Linked DNA regions of Homo sapiens: region 2 is linked to region 1. A link is a loop called in an ENCODE intact Hi-C map of the cell type or tissue named here. Cell type or tissue: CD4-positive, alpha-beta T cell. All regions are shown on one strand.

Region 1 (2,500 bases):
GGCTGCAGAGAGGCTGGGGCCCCCGCCCCCGGAGGCGAGGGGACCGCGCCGCAGCGCCGGCCTCCGCGCAGAGGAAAGGGCAGCGAAAGGCTCGCGGCGAAGGAAGGAATCCCGGCGCTTCGCTGACTGGGTCCTCCGCAAACCAGCTCCCTTCCCTCCCACGACCCTCGAAGACACGGGAACAATGAGAACCCGCTTCACCCGCCGTCTCCGCCGCGAGAGCGGCCGGGGGCGGCGGCGGCGCCATGTCCCTTCACACCCCCGCGGACACACACCCCCCCCACACTCCGGGGCCCCCGTCAGTCGCCTGCAACGCTGCCGAGTAGACGCGTGTCCCGGCCCGCTGCTTCCGCGTCCTTCGCCTCCCCGCCCGCCCCACTCACCGGCTCCTGCCCCAGCCCAGGGCTCCGCTGGCCGCGGCCGGAGCAAGACTCTGGTATCAGCTGCCGCGGACGCCGGCGCCGCCGCACAATATGGCGAGCCTCAGCTTCCGCAATGGAGCTCGGGAAATACAACAGGGGCCGCTCAATATTCATGAGAGACTGAGGGGAAGCCGGCTCGGCCGGCGCTGCGGGGAGGGCGGGAAGGAGCGAGCGAGCGAGGGGCGGAGGCGCGGGACGAGGACGTGCACGGCGCGGGGAGGCCCGCGGCGCGAGGGAGGGTGCGCCGCCGCGTGTTGGCCTGGAGAACCCGCGCCACCGCCCCGCCCTGGGCTGGCCGGCCACGCCCCCCCGGCGCCCACCGCGGTCCGACGTAGCCCCCGGGCAACGCCCGGATGACGGCGCAGCCACCTCGTGCTCAACCTTCTGCTTGGGTTCTTCTGCCCTGGCTTCGGCCCACCCTTTACACCTTCCTGGCCGGCTTCTGGGGTTTGGGCTCAGACTTCTTTCTCATGAGTTCGTCCTCTTAAACCTGTCCCACCCGGCGGAAATCCTCATCAGGCTTTGGTTTGCAGAACTTCACATGAACTTCGGCACCCTTCCGCTCTCGTACAACAAACATACACTTTTCATCCTTGCAGGATAAAACTGCAAGTGTAATTGCTCCTGGGAAAATGACCTTCCACTCTAAACTTAGCTTAACATTCTGATTGTGGTCATCAGCTCTTACTATTTACCTTGCTGCTGCTTTATTCCTACCTCCTTGGCCCCTTCCAGTGTTACCTTCTGAACTTGAGGATTTACGAAGTAATAGATTAATAGATGTAATCATTACCTAAAACACAGCCAGTTAGTCTCCAGTAAATTATCCGACATTTAATGCATATAAATTATGAGCTGAAGAAGTAACGAAGAATTGAAAGTTCCCTGATCTCTATATGTACTATTGTTGAGATGTCATGTTCTCTTGAGAAGATAACCAGCAATACCAGACCGTAAATCTGAAGGCATAGAGGCATAAACCAATGGACTGCAGTGGGAATTGGGCAAACTAGGTTCATAGCCTCCAATGTGTGTCTATGTGACTTACGTAGATTGCGTAGCTCCTCTGCACTTCATTTTCTTCGTCTGCGAGATGAGAGAATTGTATTGAATCCTAGGTCCTTTCCAGTTCTTTAACGCTCTGAAACTCTCTATAAGCAATTCCAAATAAATGACATGAATTTACATAGGAATTTGGAAAAGAAAAATATCAATTCCAGCTGGTGTGTTTGGGGATGATTTCCTGAGGAGCCGGGATTTAAGATGGCCTTTGACGCCTTGGATGGGTGGAAAGAAAAAGGACAGGTGTTAAATACAGCACATTATATATGCTACCTAACAATCCATCAAAGAAAACAAGCATTATTCTTTTTCAGTGGCTTGAAAGCTTTTGCCTACTATCTATAACTTTAAATAACAAGTGACAGTTATCTGACTCTACAAGCCCTTCAAGGTTAAACTCTTCCTCCAATGTGGGGGGAGAAAAAAAGGCTGGGTGTGGTAGCTCACGCCTGTAATCTCAGCACTTTGGGAGCCCAAGGCCACCGGATCACTTGAGATCAGGAGTTCGAGATCAGCCTGGCCAATATGGTGAAACTGTCTTTACTAAAAATACAAAAAAAAGTTAGCCAGGTGTCGTGGCACGCGCCTGCAGTCCCAGCTACTCGGGAGGCTGAGGCAGGAGAATCGCTTGAACCTGGGAAGCAGAGGTTGCAGTGAGCCGAGATCGCGCCATGACACTCCAGCCTGGGTGTCTCGGCGAGACTGCGTCTCAAAACAAAACAAAACAACAACAACAACAAAATCAAAATAATCAGGGAAGCTCTGCTTCTCCCTTCTTGTGAAAGTCCACTTTCTAGAAACAGTGCAGTTGCAGAAGCATCTCCCTTCTTCCTTCATGACGAGTGCATGTGTAGTTCAATTAAAGGAAGACAGGTGTTCATAATTTAGAACTTTTGCTCTAATTAAAATGCCTTTGAAAATCATGATGTGTGGTTAGATTAAGCAATTCAATTGATGTTGAGAAAAGTGATGATTTGTAGAAAGCGCAGGAACTTTATGGATGAAAGTTAAATATA
Region 2 (2,500 bases), 270 kb before region 1:
TAGAAGTATGCTGAATTTATCTGAATATATTGTATTTGATCCTAGTTTTAATTTTAAATGTGTAAGAAAAGTGACCTAGGTGTAGATTTAGTTGAAAGTGTATTTTAAACACCAAACAATTCTACGTTTCATACTCTTATATGACTCTGGGATGTCTGGACTTTTGGTTTGGATTTTCAAAGAAAACAATTTTCCCCATTTTTTAATTCCACTAGTTATCGTGCTTGAGTTTTATAGACCAAATAAGATCTCCCGTCAATTTGGGGAGTAGTTTAAAACTCTTGATTTGCCCTAGCTCACTTTAATGAAAGTAAATAGGAACTTTCAAAAACATGGTTTTACAGACAGGAATTGATCTGATCCCCTCCAAACTTGAGGTGGGCGGGAAGTAGGTATATAGTGTATGAGGACAATAATTGAATAAAGTAAGTTTGCATTAACTTAAATGTCATCTAGATTTGGGCTGGCTTTTAAAATCAAGTAGCTTTGTACTCTGATCAGTAGATATTAAAGAGATGAGGTTCATATTATGACCTTGATGTACTAAAAATCAGGTACTGTCATGGAATTAGAGTAAAAACTAAATAAAAATCAAGCACTAAATACAGGATTCATTTTACTGCAAAACTCATAATAATATTGTACAAATTTGTCTGATGCAAATTGCCCCAAAAATTCTCCAGTGTTTTCTCCAAGGGCTGCAGTAATTTTAACCATTTTTTTCCAAAATAAATTTTAGGTAGATCATTCAATTTGTCAAATATAGTAAGTGGATACCATTTTTATTTTTTGTTAGATCAAGTTTACAAGTAAAAAGTGAGTAAAACTGGTCAAAGTTTAAAATAGTACCTTCATATTATAATGTTTTTGGCTTTTCAGAGGATGCATTTTAATATAACAATTTGCATGGGGACTCCTTCCTCTTATTTTAAGAGCAGCTTATGAAACTGAAGTTAGGAGTTGCCAACTATGCCTGTGAATTGACCATGCCAGTATAAATCATATATATATGAAAATTTTCTTAGTTTGAGCCAGGTCTTGGCTGAAAATGTTTGAAGGTTTCTTTAGGATAGTGTGTTCTCTCTGTGTAGAAAGAATTATGTATATTTGGAAAACATTTGTTAGAACTAGTTTCTTAGAGAAAAGCCAAATTAACTAACCTAGATAAAAGGTAGAGCAGAGGAAATCAATATTACCTAATGCTGTGATATAGTTTTGATGCAAGGGTAAGCATTCACAACAATCCCAACCCGAATTGGCATTATTGGGTTTCCTTGAAATGAAACCTGTTACAGAGAGACCTGTTAGGACACATGTTGAACTAAACATAGTAGGTTTGTTGAATTCGAACTGGACCAGCCTGCAGTGGAGTCCTGTGGTAAGTGATTATTCACTTTGACGTAATTGTTAGATTTAGAATTGTTGTATTGATGTATAAGGCAAATAATCTTAAGATATCCATAAAAATGAATATATTTGCACGTATTTCAGGTAAGTTATTCCTTAGTTCTGGTTTCCAGAGTTAATAGTGGTGTAATAGCAGTTCAGGTGATTACAAAATAAGTACCATCAGAATTTGACACTAGTAATTGATGATGTGAAAATGAGGGAGGGAGAATAGGTAGGAGGACTGATTACCTTGAAGATTAGGTTTGAACCAGAATGATTCCATTGGTAGTTTATTACTGTGTATGAGAAAAATGATTATACAAAGCACAGGCATCAGTATTTTCCCTTCTGTTTAGTTTATTCCAACAAATTACTCATCTTTATGTTCAAGTTTTTAGGCTAGTCCTGGTAGAGAGGAGATGGGATGGATACAAAAGATGAACAAGACAGAAGGTTTGCCCATGAGTCAAGGAAGATAAACAAGTATATATAAATACAGCATGAATATAAATACAGCATGAAACAGACCAGCTGGAAGATCATAAATACCCCTCAGATAGGGTTCTAAATGTGGAGGATGAGGAGAAACTGCTTCCCAACTGGGAGCATTTGGCAGAGGCTCTATGGCTGTAAGATTTCCTCTGGCAGAGGTTGGGTTAAGGGCCTTCCAGGTAGAGAGAAGAACTTGAACAAAGTTAACAGAGCCTGGGAAGTGCAGAGTTCATTTTGAGGAACAGTAACATAGTATATATGCTTGGGAATAATGCCTAAGGTTGCTTGCTGGCTCAAAACAGATCTCATGTTTGCATATTAGTTGGAAATTAATAATAAAGAATATTAGAATTAAACAGTATTGACATTTGTTTTGTAGTCTTGTGCTTTTATACCTCTCATAAACATAGGTCATTAGCCCCTGCCCTTTGGGAAAGGACTTTTTTTTTTTTTTTTAATCACTTGGGTTGTTGCAAGTTAAATGAAAAATGTTTATGTGGAATTGCATTTGTGTTCTTTTTTTATGTAATGGGAATATTTTTGCCATTTATGTCAAATCTCTTGAAGATCAGGACTTGTTTTACATGATCTGCTCTACCTAGATCAATGACAGTCTTTG

The links. A loop is a pair of places that touch in the nucleus more often than their neighbours do. Peaks named below come from ENCODE experiments on the same cell type or tissue, not always from the same donor. Only the 100,000 strongest peaks of a DNase experiment are listed, where the experiment ranks them.
Region 2: a loop joins it to region 1, with 4 times the contacts of the local background. A loop is called at or near these places in 13 of 110 quality-filtered maps.

The regions. Positions count from the first base shown.
Region 1 is chr1:185,043,533-185,046,032 of GRCh38, reverse strand. It overlaps RNF2 (ring finger protein 2), which reads right to left and starts at 475. Exons shown (of 7, transcript NM_007212.4): 1 at 384-475. RefSeq lists a silencer at 586-845. In CD4-positive, alpha-beta T cell, a CTCF peak has its summit at 967; a DNase peak (open chromatin) is centred at 612; H3K4me3 peaks cover 1,220 bases; H3K27ac peaks cover 676 bases.
Region 2 is chr1:185,311,363-185,313,862 of GRCh38, reverse strand. All of the region lies in intron 1 of IVNS1ABP (influenza virus NS1A binding protein), which reads left to right. Among named protein-coding and RNA genes, the nearest start is that of IVNS1ABP, 4.6 kb to the left of the region's middle. In CD4-positive, alpha-beta T cell, no CTCF peak of the experiment used is centred here; no DNase peak of the experiment used is centred here; H3K4me3 peaks cover 483 bases.